Linked DNA regions of Mus musculus: region 1 is linked to region 2. The links are chromatin loops, found by intact Hi-C in ENCODE. Cell type or tissue: left cerebral cortex. All regions are shown on one strand. Links, peaks and the distances in the headings refer to the core of each region. The heading gives the core; the rest is flanking DNA.

The links. Peaks named below come from ENCODE experiments on the same cell type or tissue, not always from the same donor. Only the 100,000 strongest peaks of a DNase experiment are listed, where the experiment ranks them.
Region 1: a loop joins it to region 2, with 3 times the contacts of the local background. A loop is called at or near these places in 5 of 42 quality-filtered maps.

What each region holds. Positions count from the first base shown.
Region 1 is chr15:58,137,304-58,141,906 of GRCm38, reverse strand. Wdyhv1 (WDYHV motif containing 1) reads right to left here and starts at 541. Exons shown (of 6, transcript NM_029734.2): 1 at 326-541. The coding sequence starts at 414. In left cerebral cortex, for the core only: a CTCF peak has its summit at 2,798 (motif pointing left); a DNase peak (open chromatin) is centred at 561; H3K4me3 peaks cover 684 bases; H3K27ac peaks cover 601 bases.
Region 2 is chr15:58,886,879-58,891,481 of GRCm38, reverse strand. It overlaps Rnf139 (ring finger protein 139), which reads right to left and starts at 2,253. Exons shown (of 2, transcript NM_175226.4): 1 at 1,988-2,253. The coding sequence starts at 2,168. It also overlaps a transcript of Tatdn1 not described here. In left cerebral cortex, for the core only: a CTCF peak has its summit at 2,657; DNase peaks (open chromatin) are centred at 1,860, 2,097 and 2,524; H3K4me3 peaks cover 2,636 bases; H3K27ac peaks cover 2,513 bases.

The DNA of each region.
Region 1 (4,603 bases), core at 370-4,369, 750 kb after region 2:
AAATTCTGTGTCTCCATTGTCTTTAAAATTATAAAGACGTATACTTCAACCTGAATCAATGCAGACTTCAACAGTTACCATTGGGTCTCCAGCCTAACTCCCCTCCCTCCCTTGTCCCTATGCACTAAGACGCCCCGACTTCACCCCACTGCTCAGGCTCAGCTAAGGAGACCAGAAATGCGTTCCCCACCCTCCTCATCCCGGCGCTAAACCCGGGCAGTGTAGGCCAGCAGCAGCACTCAGGGGAGCATCCAGGAGAGGGGCGCATTGGTGGCGGCGCGCGAAACCGCGCAGATTCCCGGGGTCCGCGCCCGCGCTCTCTCACCAATAGCAGCTGTTGTAGACACATGCGTCCCGCGTAGGACAGACCGGCTGGTACTGCGGGGCCGTGGCGGCGGGGCCGTCCCCCTCCATGACCCGAAGCTGTGGCTCACAGGTCAACTAAACAACCCGCTGGCCGCAATTGTCGCCAGTCTCCCAGGAGGAGAGGACAACAGAGTAGGCGGCCAGGACAGTTTCCGGGTGGGAGAGCCGAGAGCCGGGTGGGCGGGGCCCCGTGCAGCGTGAGGGCGGAGCCCGGGATGACGAAGCCTGCGTGGTTCCGGGTGGGCGGGGCCTGAGAGAATGAGTGGGATCTGAGGGGGGTGGGGGTGGGGCGAGGCTGGTGGAGAGGGGGCTGGGAATGCGAATCTTAGGATGACTTGAACTGTGTAGTTCTTGCCAGGTTTTGCGTGGTGGGTGGAGCCTGTGGCAGAGCGGGATGCACTTAGAGGCTTCCCTCTCGCCCCGCCCCCCCCACCACCCGGACCCCAAACCGAACCTGTTCTTGAGCTACGCTGCGTAGACCTAGTCGCCCTCCCATGGAGGGATTGCTTGTGTTGTTGCCAGTGTTTAGATATGAGCTTCCGGATACACTTAAAACTCCAGCTAAGGTTGCCCGCTGTGTGAAACCAGAAGAAACTCTAAACTAAGAGATGCTTGGGCACGCACGAAAGCTGAACCTTTAGAGCAGGAACTGAGAAAGAAAGGCGAACGGGGGGGGGGGGGGGGGGTGTTAGTGCAGTGCACCCAGATCTCACCATATTGTAATTTAATTTCTTCTCATCTGGATCTCTCTCCCTCTCCGTGTGTGTGTGTGTATTTTAAAGAAAAAAAGTTTTAACCAGGTGTGGTGACAGACACCTAAAGTCCTTGCATGCAGGAGACTGAAGCAGGAGGATTGCTTCTAATGCAAGGTGATCCTAGACTACAAAAGAATTTTTCTTTTAAAAAAAAAAAGATTTAAAGAGTCTGGATAGCATTTTGTGTTAATCATATTTATTTTCAAAAGAGAAGACACCAAATTGCTAAAACAGTGTTTATGCATAGTGAATTAAAGACATAGAGAACTGTCTCTATAGACATCCCAGTCTCCTGTGTGTGCCTTAAGTGCTCAGAGAACCTCCCTGCAAACGCTGGACTTCTTAAGATTAGATTATAGGCCACCCACAGACTCTCAGCCTTCTGAGACCCCAACCCCATAAAGTGCTGTGCTGGTGGTATTCTGGTGAACTTCAGCTGCTGTCCAAAACCCATAAATCCTACAAACTAAACATGTGTTTGTGTCTGTTACCAATTTATTGTTTCAGCTTGAATACTCCCTTCAACAGAGGCTGGGAGGCAGGGAGTGGCAGTCATGAAGCCTCTCTTGGTTAGTACAAAGTGAGTGTGAAGTTAAGCTTTCTCAGTAGAAGGATGGAAAGAGATTGCAAGGGAAAGAGGATCCCTGCAGTTTCTAGAAGGGACCAGAGCTAGTTGTGTGATCATCCTGCCCTCCAGTGGAGTCAGCTCTGGACAGACACCAGAACTTGGGGAAGCCTGCTTGCAGTTGTGTGTGGACAGCAATGGCCTTCTGTCTTAATCAGGGTTTCTATTCCTGCACAAACATCATGACCGAGAAGCAAGGAAAAGCAAGTTGGGGAGGAAAGGGTTTATTCAGCTTACACTTTCACATTCCTGTTCATCACCAAAGGAAGTCAGGAAGCAGGAGCTGATGCAGAGGCCATGGAGGGATGTTACTTACTGGCTCGCTTCCCCTGCCTTGCTCAGCTTGCTTTCTTATAGAATCCAAGACTACCAGCCCAGGGATGGCATCACTCACAATGGGCCCTCTTCTGCCCTGGATCACTAATTGAGAAAACACCTTACAGCTGGATCTCACGGAGGCATTTCCTCAACCGAGGCTCCTTTCTCTGTGATAACTCCAGCCTGTGTCCAGTTGACACACAAAACCAGCCAGTACACCTTCTATCCTCTTTCCTCCCTCCATAGCACTTTTGCCCCAGGTGCTATGAGAATCAGCCCTGCTGCTTCTCAGACTCGCCCTCATCTGCCTCACACAACATCCAGCCCTACTCACCTACCCACACACACCATGGTCCACCCTTAAAGTCACAAGTATAGGGCTGGAGAGATGGCTTAGCAGTTAAGGGCACTGCCTGCTCTTCCAGAGGTCCTGAGTTCAAGTCCCAGCAAGAACATGGTGGCTCACAACCATCTATAATAGGATCTGATGCCTACTTCTGGTGTGTCTGAAGACAGCTATAGTGTACTCATAGAAACAAAATAAATAATTCTCTAAAGAAAATACACAAGTGTACCCTCCACTTCTGAATTGTTAAAAATACAAATGAAAATAGTAACCAGGAGGGGCTGGTGAGATGGCTCAGGGGGTAAGAGCACCCGACTGCTCTTCCAAAGGTCCGAAGTTCAAATCCCAGCAACCACATGGTGGCTCACCACCTGTAACAGAGATCTGATGCCCTCTTCTGGTGCGTCTGAAGACAGCTACAGTGTACTTACATATAATAAATAAATAAATAAATAAATAAATAAATAAATAAAAATTGATTCCTGTTGTTAAAAAAAAAAAAAAAGAAAGAAAGAAAAAAAGAAAATAGTAACCAGGAAATAACACCTAACATGGCATACCTATTCCTTGTTCTACTGCAAACACACAAACAGTGAGGAGTGGAGTCTTACCTTGAGGCCACCACTCCCTTAATTTCTAGGACTCTGCTTCATTTTACTTCCTGCTGCCCTATAATACTTGAACCATACATTCTGTATTTTCAAAACACTCTTCATGAATAAACCAAGAGTGAGCCAGAGGATAAAGGCTTTTCTAAGACTTCCTTTGTCAGTGCAATTAATCGGATTCTCTTCACTTTAGCCTTAGCCTCAGGCAGATTCTTCAGACATGGACAAAAGCAGCCACATTCTTCACCAAACTATCACAAAAACAGTCTCTAGGCCACATATTAACTTTCTCTGGGGCTGGAGAGATGGCTCAGTGGTTAAGAGCACTGACCGATCTTCCAGAGGTCCTGAGTTCAATTCCTAGCAACCACATGGTGGCTTACAACCATGTGTAATGAAATCTGGTGCTCTTTTCTGGTGTGTCTGAAGATAGTGACTATACTCAATATACATAAAATGAATAAATCTTAAAAAAAAAATCTCTGACACTTCTTGAGCCAGGTCCCTACAGTCCAAACCATACTCAGCACCAATGTCTTCCATATTCCTACTAGGATTTCCCATTAAGCCCCACTCAAAGCATGCCAATACTTTCCAAATCCATATTCTTGCAGTCCCTGGTGTCCAGCCCACCCCATACAATGCCACACCTCTTCTAACAAGGTCACACCTTCTCCTAATAGTGTCATCCCAGAACCAAGCATTTTCAAACCAGCACACCAGCTTTAGCTGCATACAGAGTATGTCTCTATTTTGTATTTACTTTGTATTCAACTGCTGCCTAACCTGTGGTTGTCTACTGATTATTTTGAGGCATATGTGCAAAGGTGGTGGGGACATGGGATTTCATATCGCCCACATTTGTCTTGAACTTACTGTGTAGTCAAGAATGGCCTTGACATATCCTCCTTGCTCTCTCTACCTCCTGAGTGCTAGAATTGCTGGCACATTATCACACCTAGACACCTAGACTTTGGACATAAGTAGCAGATTCTACCAGTTAATAGATATGTGCCCTTGAGCAGAGCTTCTGCAACATCCTCCCCATGCCTGTTTCCACATCTGTAAAACTGAGGTTAAAAATAGGTTTGCTACAAGGATTGAGTTTGTCTATATGATGAACTTAGTAGTTGCCGGCACATAATCATGTAAGTTACCATTAGTTACTTGAAGTATAGTCCTCCCAAAGAGACTTCAACAGTCAGTTGTGACTTTCCTGACGATTCCATTAGAAAGGAATGGCTCTTCCTTTAAGGGCCATTGAGAGACTTCTGGATTGTAAAAGACAAACATTGACAGATCTTTTTAGTGAATGTTCTGCGGGGAGGGGATGTCAGAGCCTATCAATGTTGACAAAAACAAATCTCCTGCCAGTGTTTAGCTTTCCCAAGCAGTAGTGTTAATAGGGGCAGGAGAACCGACAGGAATTCATCTTACTGATACAACTGCTAGAAACTATGTTAATGTTTTGTCAGGTCTCTTAAAGCAGAGGTTACTATGTTGCTATCACGTGAGCAAAGTCTAAGCATTAGGCCTGGCATAGATCCTTTTTTTGGGGGGGGGGGGTTACTGATGGCTGGAGATG
Region 2 (4,603 bases), core at 452-4,451:
GACTAACATACAAACCTTTTGGAATATACTAACTTAAAGCCTTAGTTCCCAACAGCCAGAGCTCTAGAGTACCTTCTTCTACAGACAGCATCCTGGGTCTATAACAAGAACCTTTCAGCTTTGCTTTCACCTACCTACTTAACATTCCACTAATGGTTTTTAAAGTGTTGTGTTATAAAACTTTTATCAAACTGTTACCATGTTGAACATGGAATTTGGGGTAACGTCAATCAGTGTTCATGGGCCACAGTCAATCAGATTTGGTTTCAGAATAAGCTATCTCTTATCCCATTTGAGATGAGTTGTGTTTTTATGTTGACAATACCATCATTGTTTTTATAAAGGTAGAGAAAACAAAACTACAGACTCGTGAAATGGAGCTCTTCCTGAAATTCTCAAATACAAAACTTCTGTGAAGAAATAAAGTATAAGGAGTGGGCGGGGGAACACTGACTTTCTTAAATGTTTTTACCGTAAGTGACTTAAGAAAACTCCTTTCTATAAATCTACCTAGTGTCGAGTACTCCAACAGGAAATGCATTAAATCCTCAGGTCCCCCCAAAGTTGCCAGAATCTGCGGTTATTATGCCATGAAGACATTCAAGGCAGTGGCTGTATGTACTATCTCTGAGATGACTATGCAGACTCCTCTCGAACACAGAGAATGGTGGAAGTGGCTTTAATAAAGAAGAGCAGAACGACTAACTTGTATCCCCAGTAGATGACACTAAGCCCTGTGCTTGAAGAGTATCACCACCACTTTTTCTTTCTTGTTAACTTTAAGGTGAGCACTGCGGGGTCACAGCGCTGGGTACTGCATCTCCGCACACTGAGGAAGAACAAAAGGGAACCATCCCTGAACACCAGAAGCCTTTCTAACGCTCTGGCAAACACCAGCTGTGCACCAGAAACCAAACACCTAACTTCTCCAACCTCATTTCCTCACCTGTAAAGTCTAAATAACACGATCCACCTTTGAGGAGTGACCGACGGATTAGGTAAAACCTGTGAGAATGCTTTCTAGCAGACAAATGTAGAAGAGTTACTGCCAAGAACAAAACTGCTTCTTTATTGACGCTCCTTTTCTGGGAGAATAAGGCAGCAGAGGCGCTCGCACTTCTCAAGGTCTTGGTCAGGACCTCACTACCAGGTACCCGCACCCCCAACCTTTCAATAGCAAGAACCCACCTAAAAACTCATCGTAATGATCTCATCAACAAAACCTGCCAAGCTGTAATTATCTGGAAAAGATCTCTTTATGTGTTTCTCACTTCTGGTATGTAGCACAGAGAGAAATAGAAAGTGAAATATAAAATACTTTTAGCACTCAATCCATATGAAATGAAGACTGATCTTTCTAGTCTCCCACAGATGTCTCATCACCCTGGGATGGTAAGCTTTCATAGTCACATCCAACACCTTATTATTTACTCATAGAAAGAGTTTAGGGGTTCGTTGTAAGTATAACCTTCCTCGCGGTGACTTTTGGAAATGGTTTCAAGGACTGACATTCATGGCTTGAGTGGCCATTTACCTCAAGTACTTCACGATCCGGTGGACTCCAAGACACAGAAGTGACAACGTATTCTGCACTGTGAAATGGGTAGACAGGGGGCTCAAGCTCTGGCTCAAGTCCAAGGTCACACACGGCGAGACCCGGAGAGCTGTTTTTCCAGGGCTGTCGCATAGGACGCTGGAAGCCAGCAGTCATTCCCCAAGAGAAACAGCAGACAGACAGCCGCATGCTCACACAGCCGTGCTTTCTCCTCGCCCATCCAGGTGCCAACCGAGCAGGGCACAGACCCGCCAGCACCACTCAGCTGTCAACGCTGGCACGAGTACCACGGGTCCCCGCACCCCCGCCAAAAGGCCCTCTGGGGAACCAGACCGTGGTTCCCCAAGCCGCGTGCCACCAGTGCCCTGCCGTTCCCGTCGGCCTGGGAGAGGGCACGCCTCGGCCAGCGGGCTAGCCCTACGCCGTCCTTACCAAGGAGCCGGAGAAAGATCTGAAGCCCGATGCAGAACCGGCTTTGGCTGGAATCGTAGTAGGAGTTGAAGATGGCGTCGATGATGTAGAGGCAGGGCACCCGGAGCGCCACTTCGAGCGCCGCCCAGACCTGCTGCTGGGCCATCCGCACCTGCTGCTGCGGGGGCCCCACCGCCGCCATGAGCCGCTGCCACACCGGGGCTGGGCGGGCCGGGCCAGGCAGGGCGGCGCGGGGGAGGCCCGGGGCCGCGGCCGGGGCGGGCGCCGACGAAAGTGGCTCCGCCCCCGGCCGCCTCCTGTCCTGTGTCCCGGCCCGGCCCGCCCCGCCGCCCGCTCGCGTCCCTCGGTGGAGCAGGGGGCGGCGGCAGCGGCTGCCGGGAGGCCTCGGGGCGTCGGTGTTTCCGGCCGGCTAGGGTCTGGCTCCTCCTCCCTCCAGCGCCTCCCCCGCCAGCGGAGCCACCATCTTGACCCCGCCTGCCTCGGCCGTTGCTGCCGTTGCGAGGCCCCCGAGGCGGCGCCCGCGGTCACTCGAGAACGCGGAGCCGGCGCCGCGGCCCTGCGTCACAATCCGGCGCGCCGCGCAGCGTCAGCACGCGGGGCCCGGCGAGCCTCGAGCGTTGCCATGGTCCCCGCCCGCTTCGGCTCGCCTAGCCTCGCCTCGCCTCGCCGCGGGGTGGCGCTCGCGTCGCCGGCCCGCCGCGTCCCAGCGCCCGAGCGCCTGTGAGTGGCTGCCCCTCGGTGTTGGCGTGCCCCGAGCGTGGGATGCTGGGCTACTGCGCACCGACAGTGTTAAATGTCTAGTAGAGCCCAGTGAGTGTCCCTTGAACTCGCCTCGTCCTGCTTGGGAGATGAAAAGCTGGAGGACGCCGCCCTGCCTACCTGCCTCTCCCCACCCAGAGGCCAGGCCTGAGGAATGGCAGGGGAAATAACCTGCGAGGCTGCACAGGGCGATCCCAGCCAGACTTGGCACTGGCCTTGAGTTGTTAGGTGTTGCCAAGAAAAACACACTCGCATCTGTTTACACATCTCCCTCCCTGTCCCCGTGGACGGTCATGCACATTTTATTAATGGCTTCGGAGCCTGACTTACGAGCAAGAACCCAGAACTCTCTGAGGTCTTTGATTTATCCTTGTCCTGGATAAATCCTTAATCAGAGTTGAGCGCATTCTTTCGCCGCTCTTTCTTGCCTATCAGTGGAATTGGTATGACCTGGCTGTTGTTTCTCTGTTCCTTCTCCAGCAAAGGAAGAGAGTAAGGTCAGAGGCTGAACTGTAGACTTAGCTGTTTTGGTTTAAGGAACACAAAATCGCAAACCAGGAAGCCTGGTTGACTTGGGCTCCTAGCTCAAAGCGCACAAGCCAGTTTACAGCAGGACTCTAGAAGTTGGACCTCCCTTCCCACTCCACCCCACACCCGCACAGGGAGGAGGTCTGTAAATAAAATTATCAGACTTTAACAGAACCCTTTTGGGGGAAGGTGTTTGGAGCAGGAAGATGGCACCTCCACCCAGTTTTGTGGTTTGGGCTTTGTTTGCTCACTTTCCCCTCTTCCATCTGTATACGAGGCACTGTAGGCCCCGGTTTTCTTTTACCAAAGCCTCTATATCAGCTATTACGATAGGCATTTGCTCTACCTGTTTTATCAAGGTTGAGACTGGTTTAGATAAAACGAATTGCAAGATCACAAAGGTGCTAACAGGTGGGACTGTGTATGCCCCAGACCAACAAGAATCAAAACCAGAGTTTGAACCTAATGGTATCTTAAAGCTTAAAACTTCGGTTTGTTTTGCTTCTTTCACCCACAGCCAAATTCTGTAACTGAGTCCTATCCTTCCTATAGCCGCTGTCACCATCCTAACTCAAGACCTTTCTCTGGTTTATTTTATTTTTTAAAAGACCACCAGATGGTTACCTTTTCAGATCTACTCTAGAAACTCTGGGTAACTTTCCTAAACTGCATGGCTAGAGACTAACCTTGTGGCTATGACAACGTCCCCAGAGGAAGGCAACCTTAGTGAAAGAATGACACAATCTTACATAGGGAACCTCAGGGATTAAATTAGCTACTCATCCCTCTCTTATTATGCCCCCAGTGTAATTAAAGTCAAAAGAGTGAAGCTCTTACAGAGAAGAGGGTCCAGAAACACTAAAGTAAAAATGTGATAGGAGAGAGGGGGAGAATTGTATTATTACCATTCAAAAATAGAGAATAAAATATGATCTGAAAGTACAAACTAATACGCATCTATCTTGTCTGTTATGACAATATTCACACTGACACACAAGCAATATACACAGAATACCTGTGTTCAAAGATAACACTCATTAATGAGTCAAAAGCCTTTTGTCTGTCATTAATTATTCAAATGCTTCTTAGTAGCTTTTTTTTTTTTTTTTTTCTTAAAATCTGGGTCTCAAGTCAGCTTGGAACTAGCTACATAGATCAGGCTGGCCTCAAATGCTTTCTATACACCCACCTGTGTTTGCCTCCCAAGTTCTGGTACTTTAAAAGTAGGGTGTATAAAACTTATGTTAGCTTCTCTCTGGATATCCATCAGTCAAGCCTTGTCAGGCAAAGGAAAAAAATAGACTAGGCTGTCAGAAGGAAATTTACTAG